Linked DNA regions of Homo sapiens: region 1 is linked to region 2. Evidence: chromatin loops called from intact Hi-C (ENCODE). Cell type or tissue: HCT116. All regions are shown on one strand. Each heading gives the region's core, and the rest is flanking DNA. Links, peaks and the distances in the headings are about the cores only. Region 1 overlaps LOC101928516 (a long non-coding RNA gene). Region 2 overlaps CD109 (CD109 molecule).

The links. A loop is a pair of places that touch in the nucleus more often than their neighbours do. Peaks named below come from ENCODE experiments on the same cell type or tissue, not always from the same donor. Only the 100,000 strongest peaks of a DNase experiment are listed, where the experiment ranks them.
Region 1: a loop joins it to region 2, with 10 times the contacts of the local background. A loop is called at or near these places in 8 of 110 quality-filtered maps.

What each region holds. Positions count from the first base shown.
Region 1 is chr6:74,402,200-74,419,211 of GRCh38, reverse strand. All of the region lies in intron 2 of LOC101928516 (a long non-coding RNA gene), which reads right to left. Among named protein-coding and RNA genes, the nearest start is that of CD109, 710 kb to the right of the region's middle. In HCT116, for the core only: a CTCF peak has its summit at 9,583 (motif pointing left); a DNase peak (open chromatin) is centred at 9,561.
Region 2 is chr6:73,735,962-73,747,207 of GRCh38, reverse strand. It overlaps CD109 (CD109 molecule), which reads right to left. Exons shown (of 33, transcript NM_133493.5): 5 at 10,700-10,825. Among named protein-coding and RNA genes, the nearest start is that of CD109, 45 kb to the right of the region's middle. In HCT116, for the core only: a CTCF peak has its summit at 7,920 (motif pointing left); a DNase peak (open chromatin) is centred at 7,927.

The sequences.
Region 1 (17,012 bases), core at 5,111-13,110, 670 kb before region 2:
TATTTTGATCCATGCATATAGGAGATAGAAAACCTGAAAATTAACATATCTATAGCCAACTTACTTTCGACAGTGCCAAGAACACTCACTGGGGAAAGAACTACTTCTTCAATAAATGGTGCTGGGAAAACTAGACAACCATATGCAGAAGAATGAAATTAGAGCTCTACCTCTTACCTATACAAAAATCAACTCAAAATAGATTAAAGATCTAAATGTAAGACCCCAAACTATAAAACTACTAGAAGAAAACATAGATGAAAATCTTCAGAACATTGATTTAATAAAATATTTTATGAATAAGACTTCAAAAGCACAGGCAGCAAAAACAAAAGTAAACACCTGGGATTATATGAAACTAAAACTTATGTACAGCAAAGGAAACCATCAACAGAATGAAAAGAAAACCTACAGTACTTTTATTGAGCTTGTTGTTAAAAAGTTTATTTTTTAAAAAAACTTTTACTAAACAATAAAGTAAATTGTTTTAGATTATATCATATAATAAGTGATGATATCATATAATACGTGATGAAGCAACCAAAGCATTTATATTATTCTATGTCCCATGGGAGAGCTTAGTCTCTATTATTTGCATATGTTTTATAAATATTCACCCTAAAATTACCCTATAGATTCCCACTGACCCCAAAAACTGGTGACCTTAGAAATTTATGCATCTGGAAGGCTATAGTACAAATCTTGGCACACCCGACTGGCATACCAAGTTGAATTCTTTTTCCAACATTACCTGAGATGCAAAGGTATGAGCAGTTCTCAGCCACTTCTGCCCAGTGCACTAGCATTTTATCAGTCAGTACCTTGCAAACTGTCCTGGAAAGTGAGGTGTTAGTTACTCACATCAGAAAATGCTGAGAAGTGAAAGATGGTAGACACAGGTAGTCTTTAAGAACTCTGCATATTTCATGGGTTTCTCACACACAATTAGACAAGAGAGACCTCAGCACAAATTAGAACTATCAAGTGGAGGACAATCAAACTTATTTGAGCTTATTTTAATGGAACTGTAAAAACTTTTTTTTTTTGCAATTTTATAGTTGTTAAAGACATTTTTAAATAAATAGAGAAAACAATCCTACAATTCTTATGGAAATACAAAGGACCACAAATAGCCAAATCATGAAAAAGGAGAACAAAGTTTCAGGCATCACACTTTCGGATTTTAAAATATATTACAAATCTTAGCTATCAAAACACTTGTGGTGCTGGCATAAAGACAGACATATTGACCAATGGGACAGAATAGGGAGCCCAGAAATAAATTCACACATATACAATCAATTGATATTCAATAAGGATGCCAAGAATGGATAAAGGGCAAGGATAATCTTTTCAACAAATAGTGCTGCGAAAATTTGATATTTACATGTAAAAGAACAAAATTGGACACTTTTGTTTTTCTTTGAGACAGAGTTTTGCTCTTGTTGCCCAGGTTGGAGTGCAATGGCATGATCTCGTCTCACTGCAACCTCCGCCTCCTGGTCTCAAGCGATTCTCCTGCCTCATCCTGAATAGCTGGGATTACAGGCATGCGCCACCACGCCCAGCTAATTTTGTATTTTTAGTAGAGACAATGTTTCTCCATGTTGGTCAGGCTGGTCTCGAACTCCCGACCTCAGGTGATCTGCCTGCCTCGGCCTCCCACAGTGCTGGGATTACAGGTGTAAATCACCACACCCGGCCTGGACTCTTATTTTATACCAAACATGAAGATCAAATCAAAATCGATTAAAACGTAAATATAAAACCTGAAATTGTGTGTGATTCTTGAGGATAATCATAGGCAGAACAAATTAAACACATTACAGAATTATATCCTTATAAGGCTAATGTAGAAATTGTATATGCAGGAAATTAGGACAGTTTCTTATACCAACAGAATTGGAGAAAATATTTGCAAACTTCATCTGACGGAGGATTAATATTCGTACTATACAAGGAATTGAAACTTTTCAACAGCAAAAAAAAAATTCAATTATAAAATGGACAAATAATATAAACAGATGTTTATCAAAATAAGACATTAAAATAGTCAAAAATACATTTTAAAAAATGCTCAACATCACGAATCATCAAGGAAATGCAAATTAAAACTATAGTGAGCTATCGTTTCTTTTCAGTTAGGATAAAGATTATCAGAAAGATAAAATATAACACATGATGATGAGGATGTGGAGAAAACAGAGGTCTTATATGCTGTCGGTTGGAACGTAAAATAGTATAATCATTATAGAGAACACTATCATGGTTTCTCAGCAAACTACACATAGAACTAACATATGATCCGGCAATTCCACTACTAGGCTTTTTTCCAAAGGAAAGAGGACCAGTAAATCAAAGACATCTGTACCCACAAGTTTATGGCAGCACTATTCACAATAGCCAAGATATAGAATCAACCTAGTTGTCCAACAACAGATGAATGGAAAAGGAAAATGTGGTATATGTACACAATGGAATACTATTCAGCCATAAAAAGGAATGAAATTCTGTCATTTGCAGCAACGTAGGTGGAACTGGAGGACATTATGTTAAGTGAAATAGGCTAAGAACAGAAAGTTAAACACCACATGTTCTCACTCAGATGTGGAAGCTGAAAAAGTTTTCTCTTGCAGAAGTAAAAAGTGAAACAGAGGATACTAGAGGCTGGGAAGGGTAGAGGGAAGGGGGATAGGGAAAGATTTTTTAAAGGCTACAAAATTACAGCTAGGTAAGAGGAATAAGTTCTACTGTTTTATACCACTGTAGGATGACTACAGTTAACAATAACTAACATTCACTATCTTCCTTCTAGCTGTTTGAAACTATGTATTATTGTTAAAGAAAAGTGTTGGAGGTGATGGATATGCTAATTATACTGATCCGATCACTATATAGTATATATGTATCAAAACATTACTATGTACTCCATATATATGTGCAATTATCGTATGTCAATCTAAAAATAAAAAAACTTTTAAAAAGAGAAATCAAAAAATCATCAAGTGAAACACTGATTAAAATTCTGAATATGGACCAATAATAAGTATTTTATGTTATCTCTAAAGTTAAGCAATACAAATAATGCTTATATTGCCTTCATAAAAATTATTTTCAAATATTTTGTTTTTGAATATAGTTTTTGATGAGAACTATTTTATATGTTCACAAGTATAATAAAACTAATTTGTTAGTAAAGTAACATAGATCTCAAAAGCTTATATATTTTTAAGTGTTATAGCATCACATTTCACTGTCAAAGATACACAGGTTTTATGATAAATTATGGGACTGTCAGATTCACAGTTGTTTCTTTACGGATTACTCTATGAGTCCTTTTTGTTCACAATAAACTCTTGAACAATGTTCTGAAATTCAACTAAATGAATGCCTAACATAGATGTTTTGTGCTGGAGCCTCAGCAAATTTTAGAAATGAGAGAAATATTAAAGATTATGTAATTCAAACTTCATATTTTGTGGTTGAGGATGTTCAACCCAAGTGCGCAAAACTAGAGAGCTAGATGTAGCAGGTGTGGACCTGGAATCCCAACCTCCTAACAATCACTCCAACATTCTTTCTAGCACACAGTGCTTCAGGTACAAGCCTTCTACTAAGGTAGTCCTACAAAGTTATGGTCCAACTAATGTGGATTACATTTCGCTATTAGGCTATTTGATGGTTTTAATTTGCAAATTTACAAGTCAAAATTATATGTTTCTACCAACTTGTTTCTTCCTCAGAATTTTTCCATGTGTTGTCCTGATAAAAAACAATCAAATATAATTTTCAGGGTTTATTTCTATTTATTTTGGTTTAGATCACTATGAATTTTTTTTCTAACTTTAAAATTCTATGAAAATAACAATTTGAGGTCTTAGTATTCAATTTGTGGTTTAAATGCTGACATTAGGGAATGAACAGTTCTTATTTATCTCAAGACTACTATTATGATGCAATTTCCTTTTTACAAAAAATAAAAACCTCAAGCTTTTATTGATTTATAGAGGATGAACTCATGCTTGTATTTCAAGAGGAAAAATAACCACTAATTTAAAAAGCAAATTATCTTCAGTTGTATTATCTTCCAATGAGTCTGGGTAGGGATTCAAAAATAAGCTCCTATTTTCTGCTGGAAAATCTACTTGAGATATTTTTGAATTTCTCTCCCAAGTTATGAGGAGAAAAAAATCTAAACTCTAGAATCCTTTGTGCATTTGTTGATGGGAACTGATACTTTCTGGCTATCCTTTCACTGATCATTTGAAACTTTTTACTTTGATTAAAAAGAGTAAAATATCAGTTTCCAAGAAAAGATGAAAGCTTTCCTTCAGAATATGTGTTTACAACAATCAGTATTACTCTTGGAAAATTATGCAAAGAAGGTGTCAAAACAAAGAGATTTTCCCACCTCTACAAATAAAAAAATTGGATACAATAGCAAAAAATTATATATGCAAATATGTGTATATGTATATACAGTCAATCCGCATTATTCCCAGATTCTATATTTGCTAATTCACTCACTAAAATGTATTTTAACTACAAAATCAATACTACGGGCACTTTTGCAGTCATTCACAGATATGCATAGAGTGGCAAAAAAAAAAAAGTATGTCTCTGAAACATGCACGTTCCCACAAATGTGATATTTTCCCACACATATGTATACGCACACACACACACACACACATACATATATATTAAATAAAGTGACTAAACAGAAAAACTCATAAAACAAAGTTTCATATTATGGATTGGTTGATAAAAATATCACAAGAGGCTTATGGGAACTTAACCCTGTATTTCCCCTAGGAGCAATAGTTCAGTGTTTATTAATTTAGTGTATGTGGCAATTTTGTAAAGCATAACTATCAAAAGTAACAAGAATTGACTGTATACATACATGTATATATATATATATATATATATATATATATATATATATATATGAACACATGTATAAAACAAAACCTACAATTTGGAAGATGAGATTTAGAAAACATTATTTATGATGTATTTCTTGTCTCACTATATTCTCAAACTTTAGTGTTCCATTTAGAACTCATAGCTAGAAATAGGGTGAGAAATTGAAATAGTCATTTTCTTCCTTTCATCCTTTCACCTCTAGTTTCTTGAGAATCCTAGCAAAGAACTCTCCAGAAATACAGTTCCCAAGATCTGAGCCCCATCTGATTTCCCTGTTAAAGCTGAAAGAGGTCAGAGGTTGGCCCACATGGACACCCTTCCCACTTATCAGGCTACAGGACAGATCCTCCAAAAACCAAGAGCCTCGTACAGCCTCATCATAGACATGAACATGCAAAATCCTCTTTATGTTTCCAGAAAGAGAATATAGCCTTGGCACAGTTTGCTTTTGAATAGAAAAGTATTATTCCCAAACTTCAAATTAGAAGATGGCAGCTCCAACTCCATGCCAAAGGAAAAAAAAGTTTTGCTAAGGGCAGAGTGTTTTCTTAATTGTTAAGGGAAAGAAATTGCCAAATCATTTATAGATATTATATCAGAGTCCATCTGGCTAAAGTAAAATCAAATGAAAATACTAAATTTATATTTTCCAAACAGTTAAAATAATCCTACACATTTTGAGCAACAGGTTTGAAAAAAACATGTTTTATTTCACATTCAGGTCCCGGGTGTTTTTAAAACACCCATGTTATGGCTCTGGATGTGTGACAGAGGCTGGTCACCGACACACTATTCAATGAAAACTTGTCTGTCTTGACCTGTCTGTCTTTATGGTACCACTCTGCCTGGCAAAGGTGAACCATCTACAATACAGTCTCACTGGGTCAACAAAACAATTGTTGAAGCACAAGCTCATGTTGACTGTTACATTTCCTGCATATCTTTAATGCACTATAGTATGTATATTTCTATCCTGATGTTGGTATATTCTAACATAAAAATTCTAGAACATAGAAGCTGTTTAACTTTTTAAAAAATACAAATGTAAATGCATGCAAGCTGACAAGTAACAGTTTGCTACAAAAAGGATAATTAATTAGAATTACCACAATATCCTACTCTTCTGCATGAATTCCCACTATACTGGGAATGAAGTCCACAGAATGTTTCATGCCCCCCGGGCTCTATCTAACCTGTCTCCAATTACCTCTCCAGCCACATCTCCTGCCTCTCTCCTCCTACCACTATACTTTAGCCATGTTGTCGTTTATGTTCCTTGAATAGCCAACTTTGTCTCTGCCTTACTCTTTGCACTTTCTCTTCACTCTCCTTGTAATGTTAGTTCCATGGCCTCACATTGCTTATACACTCTTGTCTTTCAGCTCTCAATTCAAAATTCAATTCCTTATTGACTATTCCTTCCAAATTAAATCCAGCATCCTGAAATCCTCTATTACAACACTTCATTTTATGTTCTTCATAGCCTTAACTCTATCTAAAAATCACCCACCATGTATTGGTTCATGTTACATTTTGCCTGTTTATCACCCCGGAATATGAATTGAAGTCTTATTTATTTATTCTCCACTATTTCCCAAACACTATTTCTCTATAAAACTGCCTGGAACACAGCAGAGCTCATTATATTTGCTGGAAAAAAAAACAGTAATTCATAGCATTTATATGCAAAGCATAGACTCTCAGAGGAGATGAAATATAATCACATCTAGATGGTGGGATAAATTGCTGTTGAAAATCTTCAAAATTATTTCCTTTATACGGATGCTTTGTCCATAAAATGTACAAAAGAGATTTATTTTTTGTTTTTGTTTTTGGGGTTTTATTTCCATTAAATTGCCAGTACAAGTCAAACTTCCACAAAGCTTTGCAAGAACTTCCCAGGCCTGAAAAGGCAGCAAAGCTTTCCTCAAAAGAATAGAAACATGCCTCCTTGCATCATCTGTAGGCATAGGCTTGTGCAGGTATAGAAGGCCTAAGTTATGGAATACACTGTTAACTATTGAACTACTAAAACAGGTTAAACTAAAAATAATGGCAAAATTCCCAACTCCCATGGTCAAAGGATCAAAGAGAATTGGAAGTACGGTAGTAAGAGATTACATAAGGACAAGCAGTGTCATATTTTATCTCTTCTTAAATATGCGTCCCATGTTGTAATCTCTGACCTGAAGTCCATCCTATGTTTGAAGATATCTAAGAAACATCCTGTCTAAGATAACATAAGGTCATTTAGGTTTTGGCATGTCTACACTCAGATTTACCCCTCTCCACAAAATGATCCACGCCCTCAGAGACCAGAAAATGTAAAATCATCTTTCATATTTTCTTCTCTTCGTGCCACATGCTCTCATATACCAAATTTCACCCACCCTGCCTCCTTGAAATGTCTTTTGGCTCTAGGCCTTATCTGAGACTAGATTCTTGGAGCCACCAGCTGGCTTAGATCCACATCATCTCACATCAAGACCATGATCTCATCCTCTCCTGAGATGAGCTGATCTCCCCAAAGCCTGACTCTAAACCCTGACTGAGATTTGGAAAGTGGCCTTACCTACTGAACTGTACCATCACCTTTATTCTCAGAATTGTTTATCTGTATAAACAACTTAGAGAAGCAAGCCAAAAGAAAGAATGGTCTAGGGGACTTGTTTTGGTGCTGCACGTGCATAACATTTTAATTAAAATTAAGGGGAGTGTGGAAATCCATTATCCAAATTAAAGAGTAAGATGAAGGGCTGATGAACATTATTGGGGAGATGAGGGCTAAAGCTCACCCAACTCACTCCTTGCTGTCACTGATACTTAGGGCCCATTTTGCTTTGTTTCTATACATACTGGTCGTAGTTTCTTATTTGTGCAATGTATAGCATAGTGTGTGTAGAGCATGAGGGGCTTTAGATTACAAGATTAAGATAAAAACCACAGCTCCTAACTAAATTCCAAACATTTGTTACTACAATACATTTTCTTATTCAAATTTAAACACAAGGACCCATGATGGCATGTATCTCCTTATTTTTCCCAAAATAAAACTAATGTGGCTACCAAATAACCTAGAGTATGACTAAATTATAATTTAAAAATTGTTTTAATTAATAAGCTATTGCCCAATAAAATTTTGTAATAGAAACAATATTTTCAAATGTCCTCAATAAAATAGTTATTTTATTGGTTGAGGAATCTTGATATTTTAAGGAAACATCACAACCAAATTCAAACTTATTATTAATCTCAATGACAAAAATTTGAACCTCAATAAAAGCATTCATTTTAAAGGAAAGTACAAGAGGTTGTTAACAGTTGTGATCAAACCATTCTTAACAGTGGTCCCTCTGATACACTAGCTCAGCTGGCAAGAGTAGAGCCGACCAGCCTGACATTTAAGCTCACCACATGTGGGATAGTTAGTTCCAGTTTGCTTCATGACCACAAATTACATACCTAACTCTTGTCTACCAATTAAAGTGTATGACTTTGGTTGTGAGAATGGCCAAATAAAAGAATGTGGCTGTCTTGTGACAACATCTCTACTGGGAAAAACCACCTCAAACTCTCTGCCTTGTTGATGATGAATCAATAGTGCCATTGATACATAAATAAAGACAGCATTTTAATGCATTATACTAAAGGAGTCTCCAATTGTTTGATGTTAATTTTATAAAGAAAAGAGATGAACACATTTTTGAGAATGCATGAAAATATACATACTAAAATTTAATTTTACTGCTTTCCTAATACATCTCCTTCTTATTTCCAGTGACGATTTCAGATTGATTTCTGTCTATGAGACTAAACAGAGAAATAGAACGGTCCTGTGCATTTGCAAGATGCTGTCTCTTGAGAGTAGTCCCTCAGGATCATTTTTGAGAATATGTTGTATCAGCAAAGCAGAAGTGATCTGCACTCAAAGATTTTATATAATAACTATCAAAACCTTAGATAATGCAGAAACAATGGCAAGATATACTTTCTATCTATATAACTAGATAACATCCCTCCATATTTTAATCTCCTCTGGCACACTAAAAGAAAAAGAGAAAGGTAACAAGGATGGAATTGGAAAGAGAAAGGTAGCAAGGTAACAAAGATGGAATATATCATCTAATCATCTCTTGGTGATTTTTAATTTAATTATTCTTTAATTTATCTACCTCTGAAAAATCCCTGTATTTCAATCACTACTATTGCCACGAGGATGTCATATGTTAGCTTCTGGTAATTATGAGTCTTGCCTATCTGGTGGCACTTAGGATATTCTTTCCTGGAATATTAAGCTTACCCCACTTCATGCTTTCTGCTTGTCTCTATTACATAAACTTTTTAAAATACCATAGTTTGTAGACTTACTATAGATTTTTAAAAGCATGACCAATAACCACAAGCTGGCTACATGTTTTTTGTTTGTGTCCAAATAAACTTCTGTGTAAATATGCATATAAATACTGCATTTAATATCAAGGACAGGTATGAGAAAGAATATTGTACGCAAAGAAAGACTACTAGTCCAGTATTCTAAAAGATCCTTACTCAGAAAGGACCTGGATGAGATGATTCAGTGTTAACAGTCATGCCTGTAATACTAAGGCCTGAATTTCATGACAGCATCATGGACTTTGACTGCTCTCTACTGGATAGAAAATATATGAGGTCTTCTCAAATGGATAAGCATTTCTGAAGAGATTGTTTTTATCTTCTTTCTCTTCTCATATTAAGGTAGGTAAAGATTCCATTTCCTTGCTGTACTTCTTTATATGTAAGCTAACTGTATTATTATGTTATTTTCCACATTCCAAATTTCTGAATATTTTAAGATGATACATATACAATGATATATTTATCATAGCTTTACTTTTAAATGTGCTTTCTCCCAAATTTATTCCCAAGTCACTTCCAGCAAATGACATTTATATTATAATTTCTTTCAACATATATAGCAATCAGTGTTCAACCAACAATGCTCCTATGTTGTTATTATTGAAAAGAAGCCCTCCATCACACACACAGACACACACACACACACACATTCATGAGATACTAACAATGCTTTGATGATCATTTTTGGTTTTAAAACTAACAAAACAATCACAATTTATTTTTGATACTAAAAAGCTAGAGATTAGAGTTTCATAAATGAAATATGAGGCCTATGGGACACTGCCATAATAAGAAGAGGAAAGGTCACGTTGCCTTCCTGATGGAGGCAACTGTTCATTCCAAGCACTGATGTCATAGCTGCACTCCTGTAGGGAGATACTGAGTAGGAAACAGTTTTATTCCTTCATCAGTGTTCTCTGTGCTATTATATGAATAAAAAGTAAAGGCAACTCTGATAGAAAGAAATTTGGTTATGTAAAAAACATAATGAAAACATAATGCAAAATGAAAATTAATACTTAGAGCTTTTCTGAAAATAACACCTAAAATAAGCCTTTTCCAGACATTTCCAAGATATACTTTCTAACTCCTTCTAATATTCAGGATTAAAAAAATCTGTAAAATATTATCTGAATTAAAAGAAGAGTCTTCAAACTGAGATATATGTATTTCTGGGGTACCTGAGGCTTTCTAAGGAATTCCCATGAAAGGATGATATTAAGGAAGTTTATTTCTGGTACCTCAACCTTTGTAAATTCATTTTTCCTACATATTTATCTGTCTGAGACTCTGGGAGCCTCCTTTTATAATGGACTTTTCGCCTATTGTTTTCAACAACCAGATTGGAAAAACCTCATAATTCACGTGGCGACAATACAAAGGTTTTGGCCCTGATAGTTGGGAATTAGCATGATAATAAATGCTGACATACGGTGTTGCTGAACATTGCCTTTCCTCAAAAAAACTGCTGTAAAGGGCTCCAGTTGGTACCAACTCAAGCTGAGAACTCAGGATACACCCTCCTGCCTCACACCTACCCCTGAACAACACTGTGGAGAACCAGCGGTGTTTTGTGTGTGTGTGTGTGTGTGTATATATATATATATATATATATATGTATATATATATATATATATATATATATACTTAGCTTTATTTTAAAAAGTACTTTCTCCCAAATTTATTACCAAGTCACTTCTAGCAAATGGAATATGTGTGAGATACCATATGTGCATATACACACATATATACAAGTATACACAGACACATATGTGTGTGTACATGTATTGAAAGTATATATTTAGAATAAATAATTTGAAATAGAGTGTTTAATTTTACTTTTAGTAGATATTGTCAAATTTGCCTTTTGTAGATGCTGTACCACTTTATATTCTCAACAAAACCAAAGAAATATGTGGAAGATGTTTCTCCCACCTTGTTATTGAAGGTGGAAGAAACATCTTTTTTATAAACCATTAGGTGAAAAATGCAATCCTATCATTAATTTTCATTTCTTCAAATTATAAAATGAAGCATCTTTTCATGCATTTAGGAGCCAGACCAGGTGTGGTGGCTCGTGCCTATAATCCCAGCACTTTGGGAGGCCAAGGCAGGAGGATTGCTTGAGTCCAGTTCAAGACCAGCCTGGGCAACATGGCAAAACTCTGTCTCTACAAAAAAATACAAAAAAAATTAGCCAGGCATGGTGGTGCATGCCTGTAGTTCCAGCTACTTAGGCTGCTGGAGAGCATTACTTAAGCCAGGAGCCCAAGGCTAAGATTCTGCCACTGTATTCCAGCCTGGGCAACAGAGAAAACCCTCTCTCTAAATAAATAAATAAATAAAATTTAAAAATCTATTAAAGAGAGCCAATTCTTTCACGAATTTTTACATTATTTTTCTTATTTTTTTCTACTAAGTTCTATGTTATTCCAAAAATCTGTCTGTCTCCTCATATGCTGTGTCAATTTGTATAGCTTTTTTATTTTATTTTTAATTTTATTTATTTTTTATTTTATTTCCCTGTAGGGCTAGTCTCTCTTCTTTTTCAGAATTTCCTTCAATATTTTTGCATGTTATTTTATTTATTTTTTATTATTATACTTTAAGTTCTAGGGTACATGTACACAACGTGCAGGTGTTTTGCATAGGTATACATGAGGCATGTTGGTATGCTGCACCCATGAACTCTTCTTTTACATTAGGTATATCTCCTAATGCTATCCCTCCCTCCTCCCCCCACCCCATGACAGGCCCCAGTGTGTGAGGTTTCCCACCCTGTGTCCAAGTGTTCTCATTGTTCAATTCCCACCCATGAGTGAGAACATGCGGTGTTTGGTTTTCTGTCCTTGCAATTGTTGGCTCAGAATGATGGTTTCCAGCTTCATCCACGTCCCTACAAAGGACATGAACTCATCCTTTTTTATGGCTGCATAGCATTCTATGGTGTATATGTGCCTCATTTTCTTAATCCAGTCTATCAACGATGCATATTTGGGTTGGTTCCAAGTCTTTACTATTGTGAATAGTGCTGCAATAAACATGCATGTGCATGTGTCTTTGTAGCAGCATGATTTATAATCCTTTGGGTATATACCTAGTAATGGGATGGCTGGGTCAAATGGTATTTCTAGTTCTAGATCCTTGAGGAATTGCCACACTGTCTTCCACAATGGTTGAAGTAGTTTACAGTCCCACCAACAGTGTAAAAGTGTTCCTATTTCTCCACATCCTCTCCAGCACCTGTTGTTTCCTGACTTTTTAGTGATCACCATTCTAACTGGTGTGAGATGGTATCTCATTGTGGTTTTGATTTGCATATCTCTGATGGCCAGTGATGATGAGCATTTTTTTATTTGTCTGTTGGCTACATAAATGTCTTCTTTTGAGAAGTGTCTGTTCATGTCCTTCACCCACTTTGTGATGGGTTTTTTTTTTTCTTGTAAATTTGTTTGAGTTCATTGTAGATTCTGGATATTAGCCCTTAGTCAGATGAGTACATTGCAAAAATTTTCTCCCATTCTGTAGGTTGCCTGTTCATTCTGATGGTAGTTTCTTTTGCTGTGCAGAAGCTCTTTAGTTTAATTAGATCTGATTTGTCTATTTTGGCTTTTGTTGCCATTGCTTTTGGTGTTTTAGACATGAAGTCCTTGCCCACACCGATGTCCTGAATGGTATTGCCTAGGTTTTCTTCTAGGGTTTTTATGGTTTCAGGTCTAACATTTAAGCCTTTAATCCATCTTGAATTAATTTTCGTATAAGGTGTAAAGAAGTGATCCAGTTTCAGCTTTCTACATATGGCTAGCCTGTTTTTCCAGCACCATTTATTAAATAGGGAATCCTTTCCCCATTGCTTGTTTTTGTCAGGTTTGTCAAAGATCAGTTGGTTGTACATGTGTGGTATTATTTCTGAGGGCTCTGTTCTGTTCCGTTGGTCTATGTCTCTGTTTTGGTACCAGTACCATGCTGTTTTGGTTACTGTAGCCTTGTAGTATAGTTTGAAGTCAGGTAGCATGATGTCTCCAGCTTTGTTCTTTTGGCTTAGGATTGTCTTGGCAATGTGGGCCCTTTTTTGGTTCCATATGAACTTTAGTTTTTTCCTATTCTGTGAAGAAAGTCATTGGTAGCTTGATGGGGATGGCATTGAATCTATAAATTACCTTGGGCAGTATGGCCATTTTCATGATATTGATTCTTCCTCTCCATGAGCATGGAATGTTCTTCCATTTGTTTATGTCCTCTTTTATTTCATTGAGCAGTGGTTTGTAGTTCTCCTTGAAGAGGTCCTTCACCTCCCTTGTAAGTTGGATTCCTAGGTATTTTATTCTCTTTATTCACAGCCAAATTCTACCAGAGGTACAAGGAGGAGCTGGTACCATTCTTTCTGAAACTATTCCAATCAATACCTCCCTAACTCATTTTATGAGGCCAGCATCATCCTGATAACAAAGCCTGGCAGAGACACAATAAAAAAAGAGAATTTTAGACCAATATCCCTGATGAACATTGATGCAAAAATTCTCAGTAAAATACTGGCAAACCAAATCCAGCAGTACATCAAAAAGCTTATCCACCATGATCAAGTGGGCTTCATCCCTGGGACGCAAGGCTGGTTAAACATACGCAAATCAATAAATGTAATCCAGCATATAAAAAGAACCAAAGACAAAAACCACATGATTATCTCAATAGATGCAGAAAAGGCCTTCGACAAAATTCAGCAGCCCTTCATGCTAAAAACTCTCAATAAATTAGGTATTGATGGAATGTATCTCAAAATAATAAGAGCCATTTATGACAAACCCACAGCCCATATCATACTGAATGGGCAAAAACTGGAAGCATTCCCTTTGAAAACTGGCACAAGACAGGGATGCCCTCTCTCACCACTCCTATTCAACATAGTGTTGGAAGTTCTGGCCAGGGCAATCAGTCAGGAGAAGGAAATAAAGGGTATTCAATTAGGAAAAAAGGAAGTCAAATTGTCCCTGTTTGCAGATGACATGACTGTATATTTAGAAAACCCCATCATCTCAGCCCGAAATCTCCTTAAGCTGATAAGCAACTTCAGCAAAGTCTCAGGATACAAAATCAATGTGCATGTTATTTTCATATATTAATTTCATAGTTTCCCTCATGGTTTAAAAAAGATTCCATTGGTGTTTAATTCAGTTAGGAAAACTTTGGACTTAAAGTCAAGAAAGCATTTGGGGTGCTTAAATAAAAAGTTGCCTACTTTTCTCTATGTCTGGAAGTACCTAGCAGCTGGCTTTGGTTCAACAGTTCTGAGATGTTAGGCCAAGGTTGCTGTTAGTCTTTTGGCTTGTTCCTCACGCATACAAAATGACGCCACCTCACAGGCATCTTATCCAACTTCCACTTAAATATCATTAGCAGAGAAGTGTCAGATGGCCATATCCAACTTTCAGAAAGGGTAGAAAAGAGATATTTAGCTTTCCCAGCCTCTATAATGAAACAGAAGGCATTTGAGAATGGAGTTGTGTTGATAACCAATGTCCATTTCAGTGTGCAAAATATAATCTTATTTAATGTGTAAGTTTTTAAAGAGAAGTAACATATATATGACATTGAGATATTTATGTCCAACTACCAGATATGACTTCTATTTATTCAGCTCCAATTTTATATCCCTGAGAAAACTTTTCAAATATGTTTTGTATATTTTTGTTAAGTTTGTTCCAGAAGTATTTATATTATTATTGTAAATAGAAGCTTTTGTTATATTTTGTAACTGATTGATGCTTGTAAAGAGAAAATCTGTTAATTTTTCATATATTATTTTTTGCCCGAGCAATTTAGTAAATTGTCTTATTTGTCCAATCTTTCAATGGATTATCCTGGGTTTTCTATGGATATAATCACAAAATTTGCAAATAAGCTAGTTTTACCTCCTTTGTAACTCTTAAACTTTTTTCCTTGTCAGATTATATTGGATAATAACCCCCTAACATTATTAAATAATAGATGCTGTATTAATGAAGTTACAGGCTAAGCTCTGTAAAAGACAGTTACAAAAATACAGTGATTTAAGTAAGAAAGAAATTATTTCTCATCATGTAGAAGTCCAAAGTGAGTGACCTAGGACTGCGTGATTCTCAATGTAAGGCTTCTATCTCTTTTCCCAAAGGGGCTCCTGCCTTTGTCAACATTTCCCAACTAACAGCAAGAGGAAAAAAGAATGCCCAGAACAAGGACCTTTATCTTCTTCAAGGAGATTTTCTGGAGATTGCACACATGACTCCAAATACAACTCATTGTACAAAACTTAAGTCACATGGCCACAGCCACACTTAGCAGTGAAGCTAGAAAATACAGACTAGCTCAGCAACCACTTATTACTAAATGGGAGAAGAAGTCAACAGATACAATATAGTTAGCATAAAGAACACCAATGCCTTCTTCCTCACTTTAATGAGAATGCTTCTAGACTTTCCCATTAGGTTTTGTGGTGGCTATTGTGTTAATAAAGTATTAATTTATTCCTACTTTATTAAAGGTTTTATTTGTAGTAGAAATTAATGTTGAAGTTTATCAAATTTTTCCACATATATGGAGACTGTCATATATTTTTCTTTTTCATCCAGCAATATACTGAATTATATTACATAACATGTATTTTCTAATAGTTTCTAATATTGAAACTATGCTTGTGTTCCTGATATGACTCTTTGCAGATATCCTTCCTTAAAGGGTCAAAAATTTAAAATAATTAAAATCAGATTCTTTAGAAAGATAAATTAAGGTCAAGTAGTCCTGATTGTTTAGGAGACAGGTTTACATGATCCTTTGAGGCTTACATTAAGCAGGAGACAAAATCTCAGATGTTTCCAGAGACTAGATGGGTAATGAATATAGATAAAACATGAGTGATGTCATCTGGGTGGGGTTAGTGTGACTGGGCAAGCCAGGAGAAAAGGGCAGATGCTACTCAGTTGCAAATTTGAGGGAATATTCAATGCTTTTGATGCAATCTATTGTTAATTTTTTCTTTTTTTTCTTTTTTTCTTTTTTTATTATACTTTAAGTTTTAATGTACATGTGCACAACCTGCAGGTTAGTTACATATGTATACATGTGCCATGTTGGTGTGCTGCACCGATTAACTCGTCATTTAACATTACATATATCTCCTAATGCTATCCCTCCCCCCTCCCCCCACCCCAAAACAGGCCCCAGTGTATGATGCTCCCCTTCTTGTGTCCATGTGTTTTCATTGTTCAATTCCCACCTGTGAGTGAGAACATGCAGTGTTTGGTTTTTTGTCCTTGAGATAGTTTGCTGAGAATGATGGTTTCCAGCTTCATCCATGTCCCTAAAAATGACATGAACTCATCATTTTTTATGGCTGCATAGTATTCCATGGTGTATATGTGCCACATTTTCTTAATCCAGTCTATCATTGTTGGACATTTGAGTTGGTTCCAAGTCTTTGCTATAGACTCTGGATATTAACCCTTTGTCAGATGGATAGAATGCAAAAATTTTCTCCCATTCTGTAGGTTGCCTGTTCACTCTGATGGTAGTTTCCTTTGCTGTGCAGAAGCTCTTTAGTTTAATTAGATCCCATTTGTCTATTTTGGCTTTTGTTGCCATTGCTTTTAGACATGAACCCCTTGCCCATGCCTATGTCCTGAATTATATTGCCTAGGTTTTCTTCTAGGGTTTTT
Region 2 (11,246 bases), core at 3,247-11,246:
CAGAAAGAGATCCAGTTTGAAGACTGAGAAGAAAGAGACTGTCAACACTGCAAGTTTTCTGACAAAGTAGAGGAAGAAAGAAGCCAAGGCAGAAATCGGGATATTGGTCTTAGATGTGAAGAATAGGACCTTTCCTCTAAAAAGAAGAGAATAAGCATGAGATGGGCACAGGCAACACATGCAAATCTGGCAGAAAAAGTGAAAGAAATTCCCATCTGATGACTGTGTTCTCTGTGAAGTGGAAAGGAAGATAATCTACTGAGTGTGAGGAGGGAGGAATCAGAACCTCCCCAGGAGACAGTTTTGTTCCTGGATCCCTTCTCTCATTAGAAAGGATTACAAATATTCTGGTTCTTATCAAGGCTGGAACTAAACACCTGAAGAACTGAAGCTGGTCTATACCTGACAGTCACTCATAGTGACAGGACTTGGGAATAATGGATCTAACCAATGACCAAGACATAGACCATACAAGCCTCCAGTTAGCAGAATAGTGGCCAGGTATCCAGGGATCACAAGCACATTCATACTCCTAAAACAGTGTTACCATCTGCAGTACAAATACATTATGCAGTACAAGGGACAAACTTGTTTCCTTGGTGTTGAAAAAAAAAAAGTACTAACTAGAAACATATTCTCTTTAAAAACAAACAATAAACAAAAATCACCCATTTAACCCTCTCTGTTCCTACTCAAAGTAGAAGGAACTATGGTTTTTAAAGACATGTAACATGACCACCTTTCTTGGGCACCTATCTCAAGCAAGGGAGCAAAAGCAGCAGCATAGCTACAGGTTTGTACTGAATAGGAAAGTTACCCTTGAGGGAAAATAACTCCATTTCTTGCTCTTTCTCCCTTTCCTCACTCCACCCAGGGACTTGGTACTCATTTCAGTGCCCCCTTCCCCCTCACCCAGGGCTGCCACCACTGGTCAGAGCCCAGTGAGTTATCATTTTCCAAAACTCCCTCTATGCCACTGAAAATAAAGCATCATACAGAACCATACACACATACCACACAAACGTCAAATTCTTGCTTTTTATATTGTACTATAATAACATAAGATATAACCACTGGGTGCACTGCGTTAAGATAATATAGGGCCGCTTTGTGCTATCTTCGCAACTTTCTGTGAATCTACCTAAAGGTAAACAGTTATTTTTAAAATTAATCTTCTTGGCTGAGCACAGTGGCTTATGCCTATAATCCCAGCCCTTTGGAAGGCAGAGGCAGGCGGATCACTTGAGGTCAGAAGTTCAAGACCAGCCTGGCCAATGTGGCGAAACCTTGTCTCTACTAAAAATACAAAAATTTAGCCAGGCGTGGTGGTGGATGCCTGTAATCCCAGTTACTCGGGAGGCTGAGGCAGGTGAATCGCTTGAACCTGGGAGGCGGAGGTTACAGTAAGCCAAGATTGTGCCACTGCACTCCAGCCTGGGTGACACAGCGAGACTCTGTCTCAAAAACAAACAACAAAAAATTAATCTTTGTAAGCCTCATATGACCAAGGTTATAGAGGCTGTGAGGTGACAGCAGCCTAATCCTTAATAGTATATTAATGGATATTAAATAGATGAACCAAGTAACCTACATGCTGGACTCAAATCTTCAATCTAAACACATGGCTGCTGTGGTCAGAATCTGGGACACGTTGGGAACAATCCAACGTGCAAACAAGGTGATCCCGTGGCATCCACAAGTCATATAAAAGAAGTAGGTATCTTCTCCACCAATGCATACAGCAAGCCCTGTTGACATCTAAATTCAACCTTAAAAGGAGGCCATATTAAAACAGCAATTGCTGGCCAGGCATGATGACTCATGCCTGTAATCCCAGCACTTTGGGAGGCCAGGGCGGGCGGATCACCTGAGGTCAAGAGTTCAAGACCAGCCTGGCCAACATGGTGAAACCCTGTCTCTACTAAAAATACAAAAATTAGCCAGGCCCATGGTGGCACATGCCTGTAAATCCCAGCTACTCAGGAGGCTAAGGCAGGAGAATCACTTGAACCTGGGAGGCAGAAGTTGCAGTAAGCTGAGACAGCACCACTGCACTCCAGCCTGGGTGACAGAGCAAGACTCTGTCTCAAAAATAAATAAATAAATAAAACAGCAATTGCTGCACATATTAAATAATTTAATTTTACAGAACTGAAAGTATGAGTAAACTAGTTGCTAGTCCTGACCCTCCCACAACACACTGTGTGAGCCTAACCAGGTCACGTCACTTATCTCAGATTCTTCCTCCATAAAGTGGGGAGATGGATCTAGGCGACCTCTAAGATCATCTATAGCACTGAGTCCCTATCCTATGTACTGATGATGCTACATACTCAGACCCTCCATTTCATTGATGAACACAACATCCTAAAGTCTGGCCCCAAAGTTTTCTAACTGATGCCAAAAACATGTCTCTTCAGAGAGGGGTACAGAAGACACATTTGAAAGGAGGGGTCCTCCTAGGGTGGCTTCTGTAGAGAAAGAACAAAACAAAGAACTCCTCATGAAAATTTGCATATGGGGCCTAGAAATTAAAATGCACACTGCCAAAGGACTGGCACTAGCAGATCAAATGGCTGAATAAAGACACAAGAATAATATGGCACCAAAATTATAAGTCTATTTTAGACTTTATAACAAACTAGAATATTCAGCTCTTGCCTGAGATTTTTTTTAATTTTCAAAATGAGAAAGTCCAGGGCATTAATCCAAAAGTCCTGTTTTCCATTAGCTCACAGGTTCATCAAATACAGCAACCATATATATTCTCAAAATGAAAATATACAAAGATATTTCTACTAAGTTGCAAGATGATATAGCAGAGTGAGACTAGAAGTCAAAGAACATCACAAAGGATAATAACAGCAATCATCTAGAAGAAGCTCTATTCACTCATTCTTTCATCCCACAAGCATGAATGAGTTCCCATAACAGGTCAGATATTATATTAGACAGAACAAATATGAAAATTAATAAAATAGAATTCCTGTCTTCAAGGAGTTCACAGTTTAAGAAATGAGGCAGACATTTTTTTAAATATCTGAAGATAATAATAGGTTCTGGAGATGGATGGTGGCAGATGGTTGCACCACAATGTGAATGCACCTGATGCTACTTAACTTTTAAATTGTTAAAATGGTAAATTTTACATATATATCTTACCACAGTTTTTAAAAAACGAAAATAACGCTACACTGATTAATAAATGCTATTCTAGAGGTGTTTATCGGGGCCTTTGGAAGAATGGAGGAGAAAGTGCTGAGCTCTGCCAGATAATGCTCTAAGAAATCAATATTCTAAAACCATCTCCTCCCTCCCTTTCTCACTGAACAAGGAAGTAAGAGTTTGAGATCCTTCCCAAACAAAGCATTCTTCTTATAAGCAAAGACTAGTGAAAGTATTTTGGAAGCCACAACCACATTTCAGAGAGAATGCCACTGTTTTCTGACCTGTCAAAGTTTTGCTCCATGCTTTCTGTTAAGTTGTCGTCACAAGCCAGGCGGGTTAAGCAGATGCTCCTGGTAGAGTGCTTTAGGGACAAGAACTGTCCAAACAAAGATGTGCTCTTTTGCAAAAGAAAAACGGCTCCAGAGATACTTAACAGAAGCAGCAAGCTGACCCAGGCAGAGGCTGGACAACAAGTCCAGAAAAAATAAGGAATATCCTGAAAGGTTATAAAAAGCAGTAAGGTGTTGGCAACCCTCACCTAATCTAGAAAAAACAAGTAACTCAAGAGAAACTAGATATAACTGTTAGATGCAAAGAAATAACTCAATGCAGATTGCTTCTGAGTTACATAATAATTTGATAACCCGTTTCATTATACAGGGCTCCAGAAGAGTGACTTCAAGCCTTAACCCTGTTGAGTTTTCTGCTTGCTATTTCTTGTTCCCCACCTCTAACAATGGCTTAAGATTGAGACAACGGTTACGAAATTGTAGTTAGTGACAGATAGAAAAGATGATTATCAAGTTCAGTGGTTCCCAAGCTGGCTGTGCATCTGAAGCATCAGAGAAGCTGTTGTAAAGGATATACATTGTCCCAGAAATTCTGACTTAGTATGTCTAAGGTGCTGGGGAGCTCTACTGAGCTGATTACCTAAAAAGGTAAAGTAAATAGCAGAAAGTAGCACTGCTGAGGAATTCAAAGAATAAATCAGATGGCCTGTCCCCAGTTCCATACCTTGTTGACTGCCCAACACTGCCCAACACTGCCTCTCAATGGAAAAGATGGATTCTAAAGATGCCTAGCTGCGGGCATTTATGAGCACTTCTCAAAATGTGGTTCAAAAAACTAGTAGAATTTCCTTGAGTGCTTATTTAAAATTCAAACTCCTAGCTCCCATGCCAAAATTAGTAAATTGTGATCTGGGGGTGGGACCTGGACTATGCATCTTTAAACAAGCTCCCAGTCCATTGATTCTGTGGCACACTGATGTTTCAGAACCAGCTGCAGCCTCAGGTGGCCATTATGGTAAACTCAAATGCCTAAGCCACTCTAGAAAGAAGAAGAGACTTCCATCTGACAATGAGGAAAGACAGCACAGGGCTGCCGTCATCAAATGACCAGGAATCTCTCAGTGACTCAGGCTCTTCTTTCGGGCTCTTGGAGGAACATGAGCACCAGTGCGTGGGTCACGCAAAGACCTGGAGCTCTGGGCTGCAGGCTGCACTGCTCTGGCCAGATGCCTCCTGGCTCCCAGAAGCCTGGTTCTCAGACACCAACATTAGCCTTTCTTTTAAAGAACCCCTAAAATCACCTTCTAATAACCTCGAATATAATTTTTAAATCATAGATGCAAAAACATTCGCAACCAAATGTGGTATATTCACACAATGGAATATTATTCAGCCTTTAAAAGAGAGAAAATTCTGATATATGCTACAACATGGGTGAGCCATAATAACATTATGCTAAGAGAAAAAAGCCAGTCTCAAAAAGAGATCCTGTATGATTCTGCTGATATAAGACTAATCAACACCACAGAGATAGAATGTACAGTGGCTGCCAGGGGCTGGGGGGTGGGAGGGAATGGAGAGTTATTGTTTAATAGGTGTAGATTTTCAGTTTTGCAAGATGAAAAGAGTTACAGAGATGGATGGTGGTGATGAATGCACAACAATATTAATGTACTTAATACCACTGAACTGTACACTTAAAAATGGTTACAATGGCAAATTTTACGTTATGTGTATTTTACTACAGAAAATAAAAAATGGAGGGAAAAACCATTTGCAGGCCAGGCACAGTGGCTCATGCCTGTAATCCTAGCACTTTGGAAACCCAAGGCAAGTGAATCACCTGAGGTCAGGAGTTCGAGCCCAGCCTGACCAACATGGTGAAACCCCATCTCTACTAAAAATACAAAAATTAGCTGAACATGATGGTGCACACCTGTAATCCCAGCTACTCAGGAGGCTGAGGCAGGAAAATCACTTCAACCTGGGAGGTGGAGGTTGCAATGAGCTGAGATTGCACACTGCACTCCAGACTGGTCAACAGAGTGAGACTCTTTCTCAAAAAACAAAACAAAACAAAACAAAAAAACCATGTGCAATTATTTGAGAAAACTGTCAACACCAATCAAGAGATAACATACCTAGAGATAAGGTACCTAGAGAACTATATTGCAAAGAAATGAAAATAAAGGAATGTCTAACTTTTAAAACACATTATCTTCCTAAGGTGTATTTTCAAGTCAATTATTAAATCAGAACATATTCCCACACTCAACTTATAATGTACCTAAAGTATAACGGCCCTATAAAACACACTTCTATGAAAAGATGTTACAGCTAAAATATACCTCTGCCCTCTGAGAGGAGGGCTTGGTGCTCTAGACAAAGAAATGATGAAAAAGAGCAGGGCAATCAAAGTATGGCAGAAGTAGAAGACTTGGTCACATTCTCAAGAGAAGAAGTACAATCCCCAAAGTAGCAAAGAACTATTCACACTAGAATATGTGTGTCAATTAAGCACACGTATAAGTAGCACAAAAAGAGCCAGGGCTCTTACTAAACTTTACTGATTTTAAGAGGTCTTAAACATTATAATCATCAAGAGTTTCTTTGCAATTTGATTAAACTAGCATTGTAAAAAAAAAAAAAGTCTATGTATATATTGAGAACTTATGATGTCCCACCATCATATGCTGAACAATGACAGAGATAAAACATAAGATGGAAAACCAAGGTGGCAGGGTAGAGAGAACCTTGGATTTGGTGTCAAAAGGCCTGAGTTCTAATCCTAGTTTGGTAAGTTGTGGGACATTGGGCAAATCACTTAACTAATCCCCCAAAACATTTGTTTCCTTTCTTGGCCAGGCACAGTGGCTCATGCCTGTAATCCCAGCACTTTGGGAGGCCGAGTAGGGTGCATCACTTGAGGTCTGGAGTTCAAGACCACCCTGGCCAACATGATGAAACCGTCTCTACTAAAAATACAAAAATTAGCTGGGCATGGTGGTGCATGCCTGTAATCCCAGCTACTCAGGAGGCTGAGGCAGGAGAATCGCTTGAACCTGGGATGTGGAGGTTTCAGTGAGCCGAGATCACACCACGGCCTGGGCAAAAGAGCGAGACTCTGTCTCGAAAAAAAAAAAAAAGAAAGAAAGAAAAGAAAACTAGAAATCATACTAGACCAAAATAATTACTCACCATTACTATCATAAAAAACCTTGAAGGTGAAAAGCAATACAATACTTGAAGGGCAAACAATTTAGATTAATCCAGAAAGGTTAACACGGTATCATAAAGGACTTATTCACTCTTACTCTACAAACAAACATGTTATTAATACAAGTGGAGAAATGCCAAGGAGCCGTCAAGTATGTTTTACTTAAAGGATCCTTTTCCTGACCTAGGACAAAGGGTAACTGAAGAATACCACTTTCTGATTACCTGTATAGTCATTACAAATCAAAGCTCTGATAACTCCGGTAATTCTTAAAGAGATTGTCCATCAGTGGGAATACTCATATCATTCCATATTTTTTCTACAGACAAAATGGAATTTCAAAACTCTCCCAAAGGCTGTGTATGATGGCTCACACATGTAATCCCAGCACTTTGTGAGGCCAAGGCAGAAGGATTGCTTGAGTCCAGGAGCTCAAGATCAGCCTGGGCAACATAACAAGACCCTGTCTCTATGAAAAGGAAAAAAAAATTTTTTAACTAGGCAGGCGTAGTGGCACATACCTGTAGTCCCTGCTACTCAGGAGGCTGAGGCAGGAGGATCACTTGAGCCCAGGAGTTCGAGGCTGCAGTGAACTATGATTGTGCCACTTCACTCTAGCCTGAGTGACAGACGACAACCCTGTCTCTTACAAATTAAAAAATTTAAAAAATACTTCCTTTTTTTTTAGCCAGAGTATCACTCTGTCGCCCAGGCTGGAGAGCGGTGGCATGATCTTGGCTCACTGCAAGCTCCGCCTCCCAGGTTCACGCCATTCTCCTGCCTCAGCCTCCCGAGTAGCTGGGACTACAGGCGCCCGCCACCACACCCAGCTAATTTTTCGTATTTTTAGTAGAGACGGGGTTTCACTGTATTAGCCAAGATGGTCTCGGTCTCCTGACCTCGTGATCCGCCCGCCTCGGCTTCCCAAAGTGCTGGGATTACAGGTGTGAGCCACCACGCCCAGCCAATACTTTCTTGAAAATAAATATTTTCCTTCCCTGAGTTTTATATTGAGAATGGTGACTGCCACCGAAAAGTAAAAATATAGTCTCTAATGGTGGGCTATTTAAATAATAAATACATTTCCTCTATGTTATTATTCACTACTAAAAGAAAAGGGGTTTAATAACAAGAAATATACAGTCCTTTAATGCTGCGCAGTAGTCAAAGAAAAACAAAAGCCAGAGACCAAGGCCACAGTTGCTTCTCATAACATTTCCTTGGTTATACTGACCCCTGGTGGTTCTAAAAGGGCTCTTTTTTTTAAGGGGCTTATTTTTTCTTAGCTGAATGCCTCAAATTAACATACCTCAAATGACAAGTACCTGATCAGTATACTTGTCTTCAAAAAGATAAAGATGCTTTATAGAATATACAAAAGGGAAAATTGCATTTGGTTCAAGACAAATTATTGCTATATAGTTTTCACACATTCGTTTTAAGAAAATACTGCTTTCTACTTACATGCAAAAGCACTGAACTTGGTCCCAGGAATAGAGAGGTGAGCAAGACCAGAAGGTCACCAGCTTTACAAAGGCTACTGTCTATCATGGACCACTAATTAAAAGTGAGATGAATGAATTAAGGGAAGCACACAGTACTATGGGAATGTCTGGAACAGCCAGGCCACTTTAGAGAATGGCTGCAGGTTAAAAGCAAGTAGCGAGAATAAGGAAGAAAAAACATTCTCAGCAGAGGGAACAGCATGATGAAAGGCTCTAGAATGAGACAGATCGGTGAGTTTAAGAAACTTAAGGGACATAAGATGTCTAAAGCATAGAGTTCAAGAGGAAGGGCGGCACTTTACAAGACTGAAAAGTTGGGCAAGGGCCAGATCCTGCAAATGCTTTTCATTTTTTAAGCACCTAAATTTCCTTAAGAGCATTTGTTTTCTATAAAAGCAATATGACAAGCCAAGTCCACAAACCACAACATGATAAATCCTATAAATCTTTCAAAGTATAATCTCACATCTTCTGCAAAGTCTCCCTCTGCTATTCTATCCCCCTCTCTTCTGGTACTTATTCTGTCCACCATTCAATGAACAAATTAATCCCTCAGCGCCTGTTATCCAGCTAAAACTGCTCTTGCTGGTCATTGTGCATAGGTGGCATCTGAATGGACCAAAAATGGACACCTTGACCCAGGGCGGCCCACCCACAGGCTGCCAGCCACCTGTGCAGAGGCTTGCTTTAAAGATTCTGGGCATGATGGTTATTTAGCTAAGCTAATGGAATCAGAAGAACTGAAGAACACCTCAAAGGTTGGCAGAAGAGTGAAAGGAGAACAGAGCAGACCATGGGAGACAGAAGGAGCAGCTGGCCCCAAAACATCAGTGCTTGTGCTAACAATAAACCCTCTTTATCACCAAGCTGGACTGAACACCTTACAATTCCTCTGCTATTGCACTGCCCTGTGTTTGTCTGTCCCCCTTATGTCATTTAATTTTTATCATATTGTTCATGTCACCATGACAATGACCTTTGAAAATGGAGGTCATATGTTTACCTTCTTTGTATTCATCACAGCCATAAAGTCCTTAACACATACTGGGTTGGTGGGTGGGTGGGTGGATAGAAGGATCGATGGATGGATGGACCAAAAAAAGTGATTCTTAAGAATTTAAGTGGGAACTGAAAATAATATTCAAACTACTTTAAACTCACAACGTGCTTCCTAATCTACACCGCCATCATTCTCCACATGCTCCAGTAACATCAACTTCTCCCAAATCCCCAGACACATAACGTTCTCTTCCATTTTCCCTACTCCCACACAAATTTTTCCCTATTTTCTAAGTTTCACAAATGCCTACTCTTTCCACTTTCTCTACAAGCTCAGATATAAAGAATTCCACTTCCCCTAGAACTCATCACATCCTGCTCTAGGCTGCCATTTATAACAGTGGTTATTATTACACTGTTATAAGTAAGGAAATAAGCAAAGACCTCACTGAAAATTGTCCATGACTTTAATGGTTATGCATTACATTGTTCTCTAACAGTATGAGCCCCTTTCATAATATTGCCTCAAATGTTCTTTAAAACCACATCATACATTCATTCGGTAGAGCTTCTGCTACCTTAAAAAGAATAATATTGGTAAACACATCATACAAACACCCATAAAGATGCAGGGTGGCCATGAAGCAAATATTGAGAGTCCATTGTGCCTCCAGCACTGTTCTCATTCATACAGGTCAATTCACACACGAGTCCCACCTACTCAAGGCTCAGCAACAATGCTTAGAATAAGCTACAATTTCATGCATTTCATATTACATATCTTCCCCTTTAGATACAGAAAAAGTTGATTATATCTTATATGTTTATATGTCACATAAATATAGAAAAATATAAAGGTTTACATGTTATATACTAAATGACCAATTTATATCACATAAAACAGTTAAGTCTCATTGCTTTTTAAAATTGTTTCCATCCCATTGTGTTTATGTCTCATTCATTCCAATGAATGCCCCCCATTTAGATTTATATGCCATTTAATGCCCTCCATTTAGATTTCAGAGCTATACAAGTTGGCAGCAAGTAAAGGCAATAGGTGTAGAAGCTAGGGAAAAAGGATTGGGGAATAGCAGTCGGTGTAGCTATTTAAGTCACTGTTTCTTAAAACAAAGATAAAAGTAGGTTAATCTAATCACTCATTAGGAGTCATTATTCTAAGGCATAAAATTTGCCAAATAATAGCTATGTGTTCATTACTTAGTTTTAAAATAATGCATGAAACAAATAAGTAAACATTGTGTACTAAAATGTCAAAATGTTTTAACCTTTAAACATCATATCATAGAAAAAGACAACAGTTATGAAAATTCTAATATGTTAGAATGAAAGCTAAATAAACCCTTGATAAACATCATAAATTAAAAATAAACCGTTTAAATTGTCTAAATGTTCACATTAATTTTTTTCTCTTCATTGTATAAATGACTTTGGAGATTTTCCCCCACCTGACCTAATTAAATCACTTTAACATTCCCCCCAAAAAATATATTTATACTCACATTCACTTGAACTTGAATAGACCAGTCACCAAGTATTGGATGGGAAGATAGCTGAAAAGTTTTGGAAATGACTCCAAGATCACTTTGTTGTGACAACCACTGTTGGATCAAATTTGATTTGGGGTCCTAAAATGAAAACCAGACATGTAAGTATGTAGAGGCTGCCCATGTGCATGTGTATCCTATCAGGTTAGGAATAATGCCTTGCAGCATTCCCACCCAGGTCCAGAACTTTACTCCAAAATACGGCACAAATATGGCTGGATGGCAGGATGTGAGGATGGAAAGAAGGAGACACATTAGAGATATATTAACCTAACAAAGTTAAAAGGTCTGGAAATGTGAGAGAGGAATCTAGGATGACTGCTGGAATGGCTTGGATGAATGCTGCATGAACATTTTGGAAAACGTAGGCTCTATATTTCTAAAGAAGACAAATCAAAGTTTATTCTTTTCTCATATTTCTCCCAAGTTCATCTTGATTCTGCTCCACCTTTTAATTCCTGGCACCCTATTTCCTTCTACATGAAACACTACAACATGTACG